Regions from separate parts of the Mus musculus genome. Here region 1 is linked to region 2. The links are chromatin contacts, found by POLR2A ChIA-PET in ENCODE. All regions are on one chromosome and are shown on one strand. The core of a region is the stretch at or near the end of the contact, and the rest is flanking DNA. Distances in the headings are between cores, read along the strand shown.

Evidence for each region. ChIA-PET counts read pairs that join two places held with the same protein, here RNA polymerase II (POLR2A).
Region 1: POLR2A ChIA-PET joins it to region 2 with 15 read pairs in Patski. The contact joins the promoter of Pigm here to the promoter of Vangl2 in region 2. POLR2A ChIA-PET finds 5 or more read pairs at or near these places in 2 of 5 experiments (Patski and embryonic stem cell).

The regions. Positions count from the first base shown.
Region 1 is chr1:172,373,264-172,377,800 of GRCm38, forward strand. Pigm (phosphatidylinositol glycan anchor biosynthesis, class M) reads left to right here and starts at 3,268. Exons shown (of 1, transcript NM_026234.4): 1 at 3,268-4,537. The coding sequence starts at 3,436. It overlaps Kcnj10 (potassium inwardly-rectifying channel, subfamily J, member 10), which reads left to right. Exons shown (of 2, transcript NM_001039484.1): 2 at 1-822.
Region 2 is chr1:172,025,948-172,029,999 of GRCm38, forward strand. It overlaps Vangl2 (VANGL planar cell polarity 2), which reads right to left and starts at 1,348. Exons shown (of 8, transcript NM_033509.4): 1 at 1,051-1,348.

The DNA of each region.
Region 1 (4,537 bases), core at 2,018-4,517, 350 kb after region 2:
GCAAGCAAGGGAGCAAGTAAGCGATCGAGCAAGCGAGCAAACAAAAGCATCCTTCCATTTTCCTCTCTTCTTCCACCAAGATGGGAGCTGTAGGTCTAGGCCCCATCATTAAAAATTGAGAAGCTGAAATTTTAGTACGGGGGGGTGTGTCAAATGCAAACACTAGAATGCAAGCCCTAGGACTGATGAGCTGTTGAGCTCAAGATACTCTCAAGGCAGAGGCCCAAGCCTATATAGAGAAATCCTAAAGAGGGTACTTCATCTGTCATCGTCTCAGCCCCGGCGTGGAGGCAGGTGAATGCGATGGCTACAAGGCTTCTTGATGGAAATGCAGAATTCTGCTTTCCTCTTCCCCAGAGGCTGATGCAGTTCTATGCAAAGCTTCTGAAATCCCTAACCTGGGCTTCACTTCATTCTGGCTGCTCCCTACTGTTCCTCCCACTCTCTGAAACCCACACCAGCTAGCACTATGCAGGGATTTCCCTGAGGTCAGCAGAAAAAGAAAAGCAGTCGTAATGTGGCTATTAGCCAGGGACATTGCACATTCTCCAAGGCTTGCTACCACAAACCTTTACCCATGCTAGCTAACCTAGTTTCTTTGCAAAATAACACATTACCTATGCTGTGCATAGCTGGGCTTGCAGGCCCAGTATTGGCCAGTGCTACTGAAACAGAAGAATCTAGGGATGATTTCTCTACACGCTGCATTAAAGACTAAACCAGGTCAAATGTATTTAGAAAAAAAAAGATGTGTGAGGCATTTTTGGTTTATTTTTGTCTGTTCAGAACAAACTACTAAATAAACTGGATGCATCTCTTGTTCTCACTGTGTCTCCTTTTAGAAAGGGAAACCTATCTTGTTATCAAGGTTTGAACTCATAGGCTGAGTTTGGGGAGAGGAGGGTTCAACTAGGCTCTGTTGGAAGAACTTCCCATCCAGTGGCCAGCCCTTCCTGCTGACTTTTCCTCACACTGGAACATTTCAATAATGGTTTCACCCAGTCCTTTTCTTGCTCCTTCCCTTGTTAAGGTAAGATCCCTTAACAGATACATTGCAAATTCAGGCAAGCCAGGGGAAGCGAGCCAGTAAGGAACATCCCTCCATAGCTCTGCATCAGCTCCTGCTTCCTTATAGAACCCAGAGATAGTGCCACTCACAAGGGGCCTGCTCCCCTTGATCACTAATTGAGAAAATGTCCCCAGAGCTGGATCTCATGGAGGCACTTCCCCAACTGAAGCTCCTTTCTCTGTGATAACTCCAGCCTGGGTCAAGTTGACACACACAGCCAGCCAGTACAGTGGGGAACACTTCCCAGGTTCCGACCCCACGGCAGGAAATAGTATCTGTTCAAAAGCTCTGCCACTTTCTGCAGCTCGCTCATGCGACTCCAGGGAGAGACTGATTCTTTTGATTAGCAGTTTCCTTTCCTTCCTGAATTGGTGTCTCTCCTACTTATTAGGCCAGCCATAGAGGGAGAACTAGCTGAGGCTTTTCTGCCAGAATACAACAATCACAACAACAACACCTACCAAGAAGAACCCTTTACTTATATTCAGACATCTCTCTTATATTCTTTATGGAGACTGAGCGTCACTTACCTATAACTCACAAAGGAAGAGAAATATCAAACCAGGGATATAAAGCATAACAATGAGAGAGAATATCAGAAAGACTTAAAGAAGAGATTGAGAAAAAGAAATGGAAATTAGAATTCCATATCAGCGTTTTATTTGAACGTTTGTCGCACAATCATTGTTATCCTGGGCTAGACAGGCCTACTTTCAATTCCAGTTCTGCTACTAGTTGGCTATGTTTTATTTATTCTCCATAAATCCTGATTTTGCTCATTGATACAGATAGGGATATCTACTTTACATTAAAAAGTAGTTAGTATGTCTGACAACTGGGAATAAGTCCTTAACAAATAACAATTATGATAATTTAGGCCACGTATACTGTGATAACACAGTATCATTCAAATAACTCTTGACAGGCTCGACTTCTAAGATCAAGCCAGACAGTCTGTGTCAGTTACCATGTGCCTGCAACTGTAATGCAAGGAAGTACAAAGAAATACATACTTTCTACTCTCAAGAACCCTACAATTTAGTTATAAGGTTATTTGAATGGTAATGTGTTATCACAGTATATTATGGGCAATGCATAGTAAAAAACCAATAGAGGTAGTTATTAATCTACACCATGTAATTACATCAAAGCACAGACATACCAGACTATGACTAGAGGTTAATACGGCTCACTCAAAGGATAAATGTGAAGTGTAGGATGAGAGATGTCTAGGCCGAATGGAGCCACTTCTATGGTAATCTAGAAGACATTCCCTAGGGGCAGGCTCAGTTTGTAAGATCAAGGCAGTCTGCGTCAGTTACCATGCGTCTGAGACTGTAATACATTACAAGAAAGTACAAAGAAATAAAGAAATACTTTCTACTCTCACGAACAATTTACTTGAAACTGAAAACATTGTAAAATAAAGTATGAAGTTCTTGGCCCGGCGTGGTGGCGCACGCCTTTAATCCCACCACTTGGGAGGCAGAGGCAGGCGAATTTCTGAGTTCGAGGCCAGCCTGGTCTACAGAGTGAGTTCCAAGACAGCCAGGACTATACAGAGAAATCCTGTCTCGAAAAACCAGAAAAAAAAAAAAAAAAGAGTATGAAGTTTTAAAAAGTCAATTATAAGTGCAGTAAGAAATCAGGAAAAGAATGAAAGAGTTGGAGTCTTTGGCAAGAAACTAATAGTGGTAGGGTGAACGGAGTGGGTTGACGGCCGATTTTGACCTAGTTGAAGAGTTCTTGAAAAGAACGGAGTTGACAGTACTCCAGGGGAGACAATCTAGACGTATTTCGGTAGGAGGAACCTTCTTATCAGGGTAAAAAGACTATTTTATTTTAGGCTTATTCTTTCCATCTGTATTTCCCACTCTCAGTCCTCCAAGCCAGTTGGGCGGGATGTAAGTAGCAGCAGGTAGCAGCTCACTGTGTTCAGCGTCCTCCTCCGTAGATCTGAGCTGGGAACGCGGAAGCTCTGGTTACTAAAAACAAAGTTCACCCAGGTCCCAGGTCCACGACATCTCAGCCACTCCGGGATTTCCGGACAGCGGAAGCGTCGCCAATAAGGGACCGGAAATCCCGCCTTCGCCGGAGGAAGCTGCGGACGCTAGACAGCCAATCCCGAGGAAGGCAATCGTTCCGCGGAGACAGCTGAGAGCCCGCGCGGGGCTGGAGGCCGGAAGTACCGTGGGGGCGGGACTTGGGGTGCCGGAAGTGATCATTCCTCGGTTCTTCCTGTCGGTGCTGTAGCAGAGGAGATGCTCCCGGCGGCTGAGAGGCGTCAGCCCGAGGACGGTTAGCGAGAGGGGCGCAGTGTGGACCCGGGGCCGGGCCGGGCCGGGCGGGTGGCCCGCACTCGGACCATGAGCTACCCCATGCACTGGGGGGAATGGATCCTGAACTTTCGGGTGCCGCCCGCCGGGGTGTTCGGCGTGGCCTTCCTGGCCCGGGTCGCCCTGGTTTTCTACGGTGTCTTCCAGGACCGGACTCTGCTGGTGAGGTACACCGACATAGACTACCACGTGTTCACGGACGCCGCGCGCTTCGTCACGGAAGGGCGCTCCCCGTACCTGCGGGCGACCTACCGCTACACCCCGCTCCTGAGCTGGCTCCTCACCCCCAACGTCTACCTCAGCGAACTCTTCGGCAAGTTTCTCTTCATCAGCTGCGATCTCCTCACCGCCTTCCTCCTGTACCGCCTGCTGCTGCTCAAGGGGCTGGGGCGCCGCCAAGCCTGTGGCTACTGCGTCTTCTGGCTTCTCAACCCTTTGCCCATGGCGGTGTCCAGCCGGGGCAACGCGGACTCCATCGTCGCCTCCCTGGTTCTCTCGACCCTGTACTTCATAGAGAAACGGCTCATCGCGTGCGCCGCGGTGTTCTATGGCTTCGCGGTGCACATGAAGATGTACCCGGTGACCTACATCCTCCCCATAGCGCTCCATCTGCGGCCCGAGCGCGACGATGACGAGCGTCTCCGGCAAGCCCGGTTCTCTTTCCAGGCTCGTTTGTACGACTTCCTGAGGAGGCTGTGTAGCTGGGCAGTGCTGCTTTTCGTAGCAGTTGCAGGGCTCACGTTTGTTGCCCTGAGCTTCGGTTTTTACTATAAGTACGGTTGGGAGTTTTTGGAGCACACCTACTTTTATCACCTAACTAGGAGGGATATCCGCCATAATTTCTCTCCGTACTTCTATATGCTGTATTTGACTGCCGAGAGCAAGTGGAGTTTTACTCTGGGGATTGCGGCGTTCCTGCCACAGTTCATCTTGCTGTCAGCCGCATCTTTCGCCTACTACAGAGACCTTGTCTTCTGCTGTTTCCTTCATACGTCCATTTTTGTGACTTTTAACAAAGTCTGCACCTCTCAGTACTTTCTTTGGTATCTCTGCCTTCTGCCTCTGGTGATGCCACTGGTGAGGATGCCTTGGAAAAGAGCCGTAGTCCTCTTACTGTTCTGGTTCATAGGAC
Region 2 (4,052 bases), core at 98-2,597:
TACCACCCATTCAGCTTTTATAAACCCACCTTCTCTAATACCTGCCCATCTCTTTCCCATAAGCCCCTCTCTCAGCACATACACACACAGACACACACCCCTTCCCTTGAGTATACACACAAATACATACCCAAATACACAGCAGATGTGTGTGGTCAGCTCTCTCTCTCTCTCTCTCTCTCTCACACACACACAGAGAGAGAGAGAGAGAGAGAGAGAGAGAGAGAGAGAGAGAGAGAGAGAGAAACATCTACACATCCAAACCCAGGGCCCACCTGCAGGAACACGCAGTACGTCAAAGCGTATATGCACACACACACACACACACACACACACACACACACACACATACACACACAAAACAAAGAATCATGCATACTGATCCCCCAACCAACCCTTTAAAACTCACTAATGCAGTGCTTAGGACCTTCGATGAGTAAATAGGACAAGGGACAAATATGATGTCGTTGGTTCCCCACACACACCCCAACACACATTCACCAGTATCGCCGCAAGTCCCATCCTTGGGCTACACACACACACTGCTGTGCGGGGCCATCTCTCAAGGATCCACTCTACCCCCTAAACACATACCTGCCCCTTCCTCCCCACACTCCAAAGGTGTGTATGCATCCCTACATACCTTCAGCTTCCAATACCTCCAGCCTCCGATCCTTCCACGGCCTCTCCCACCACCTCCAACACACGCTACCCAATCCCCGGCTTCAATGGGTTCCCTTGGGATCGTTCAGGCGCCCGCCCTGGGCCCCCCGGCCCAGGAAAGTCCCCGGCTCTTAAGGCCTGGGCTCCGCCCCTTCCCCATACGCCCCTTCCCCTCCCCAAAGTTGGGGTTACTCCGCTGTGCAGTGGAGGACAGACCGGAAGGGGGTGCCTCAAGCCCCCCTTCCCCCAGAAGCCATCCTGCTTTCTCCAGGGCCGGGCGCTCCCTGGTCTTTTGCATGGTTTCCTTCTTTTTTCTGTTGCTTTCTTTCTTTCTTTCCTTTTTTTTTTCCGCAAACTTTGCCCGCGCCCCCGCGGCCCGCCACTCACCCGCCACTGCGAACAGCCCGGTGGACTGGGCGCACGCCCCACTCCGCTCCGCGCCTTTGTATCCGCAGCGCACCCGGTCTTTCCGAACTCCGCGCTCCAGAACCGGCAGCGCGGGCGATGGGGGTTGACGAGGGGGGCTCCTGAGGTCGCTCACCCCGGCTCCGTCCCAGACCACTCGCCTGTTTCCCCCTCGAGGCCCCGGGGGCAGGGGGCCGGAGGGGACTGCAGGGCACTCAGGCTCCCATGGCGGGACCCAGAACCAAGCAATCGGGGATCAGGAATCAGATCTGGAGCCGGCGGCGGAGGGGGAGGGGACCAGAGGGGGAGGGGACCAGAAGGGGGCAGGGGGCGGGGAGAGAGCTCCCAGGTGCCGCCTCCCGGCTGTTCCCGCAGCCGCCGCCCCTCCCGCTGCTGCGTCCATTGTCTGCGGCCCGGCTCTTCCCCGAGTCGCGGCACCCCCAGCCCTGCGCCTGGCCATGCCCTGCGCCCTCTGGATCCTGGGAATCCGCTCCTGGCTTCCAGACCTGGCCAGGAAGGTGTGCTCGAAGCTGCCTCGGCTCTTGGCTTTGGTCCAGCCCGCAGCCCCTCTTGGAGCTGTCTTCTTCGACCCCCGATTGAAAACCTTTCCCCTAGGCCCTGATGTTGGCCATATTCTCTTCTTTAGAACCACAAACCTGGTCTCACAAACTCCAGTGGAATCTGAGACGTGGGGAAGATTGGTCCCCTCCGGCCTAGAACTGCGAAAAGGGTCATCCCTGATATTAATTAGTGACAAGAGACAGGCCCCTCTCCCATGTATACGGTATTTCCCTGACACCATACCCCTCCTTCTTCCAAAAATAATTTAATTACTCGGTGTTCTAGCTGTGAGCGAAGACCGCCTAGTCAGACTGGGACGCTCACTCATTAACACGTTTTCCTCCCCTCTGGTTTGAGTGTTGGGATTAATTACAAAGGGAATCCTGCCCTAGGGGAGAGGGGGAGGGGGAGAAGACGAGGGCCCGCGACTTGGGGCACCAGAGGAGAGGGGGGCCTTCTCCCAGGAAGCCTAGAGAGAGAGGAAAAAAAAAAAAAAACCCGGGTGGATGCGGAACTCCAAAACTTTTGGCTAATTTAGCTTTGCAGGTAGGACCCAGGGAATGTAGGCTAGAATAAAATATCTGGCACATTTAGGGCATTTCCAGTTCAGAGCACACTAAGAAACAAACCAGTTAGAGTTGCTAAAGTGCCTAGGAACCCAACAGGGACGAGCCCACCATAAAGTAGCTGTGGGAAGGCCAGGTTGCCCTCGGAGTGAATGAAAGCAAAAGTATTATTACATTATTACATTGCTGCTAGTACTATTTACCTTGTAACCTGCCACTTACCTAGAACAGTGCCGCTTCAAAAGCATCTTCGAACACGTTTCCACACCCCCACCATCTCCACCTTCCAATTCTGATACCTGCCCCTCCCAACCCTGTGATTAAGAAATCCCAGAGAAGGCGACTCCCAGTCTCTGTTCCTTTCTCTAATGGAGTCTTCCCTAAAACTCAGGCACATCTCTGTTATACATTCGAACCAGTCCCCAAATGAGGACAGATTGTCTTTGTCCGCATATGGCTGTTCAAAGGTGAAGAAGCTAAACAAACGCTGCTTCCCTTCAGCTCTGCCCAAACCCTTGTTTCTCTCCAGCCACTGTTCCCGCATATTAGCAAAGAACTTAGCGTTAAGACGACGTGAATGAAATACAGTCATAGTTTCAAGTACCACAGTCTCTGCAAACACAATGACCTTCCTTCACCTACGTCTGTCATGTGCCAGGCACTGGACTGCTCTGGGGGTCCTGTAACCACACCAGGAATGCAAGGAAAGAGCAGAACAGTGGAAGACAGTAAAAGGAGACAGAAAGACCTCAGAGTCCCCTTACCTGTCCAAAGCACACCTCCAGTGTTGAGCACTAGTCTATAACTTGACAGTGTTAGAACTGCCACATTACGTTGCGGGCAGGATCTCTTTTATGTTTAGTGTAAATTATATTCACATTCTGCCAGCTTGTTTCCCAGACCCGGAGACAGGCCCCAAAGAATTGGAAATGAGTTTCTGACGTCAGAATTACAAATGACTTTGTAGAGCGGGCCCCAGCTGAAGTTTGAGATGTAAGTCAAGATGTCACGAACGTACGTACGGGAGACTTCAGGATTGATGTCTGTTAAGTGTGAAACGGGAATACACTCAGTTCTTCCTCTCCTCCCAGAACCAGATGTAATTGAGAAGTTACATCTGCAAGGAGAGTACTGCCTTAAACAGGTGTCTGACATTAAATGTAATCATTCTAGTGCTTCCTATCCAACAACTCTCTGAACAAGCCTCCACTCTCGCCCTTAGAATGAATTTCACACATCTTCAAATCTCAGAGAGTAGTGAAGCCAAGACCCAAAGACAAGGGTCAGGCATTCAGGATCTGAAGGACTTAGCCTAATTCTTTAGGAAGAAGAAGAGCACCCAGGTAGGTGGCATCTAACCACAATTTTCCCTTTGAGGAAAACCTGCAGAGTCAGAGGGAGGTTGGAAACTAGGGAGGCCAGGAACCTGAAGGAATACATAGGGGGACAAATTGGACTTTGGGGGTTTATTTGTTTCATTCCATAGTCCAGATCTCTTCTGGTAGTAAGGCTAGTTTAGAATTTAAAACCCTCCTGTCAGGGATGGCCAGATGGCCATGAGAATGAATGGAAATCTGCAACTGATGGGGGTGAGGAGGTAGGGGGCATATCCAGGAGGAGACAGAGATCTGGGATAAGGGAGGCACCCAAGATTCAATGGGGGTGTCCTTAGTTGTGAGTCACAGCACTGGGGATATGGAACATGAAGAGGCCACCTCCTGTAGCCAGGCAGGAACCCTAGTGGAACAATACAGACACCAACCCCCCCCCCACACACACACAAAACTTTTGACCCAAAATTTATCCTGTCTACAAGAAATGCAGGGACAGGGCATGGAGCAGAAACTGAGGGAACGG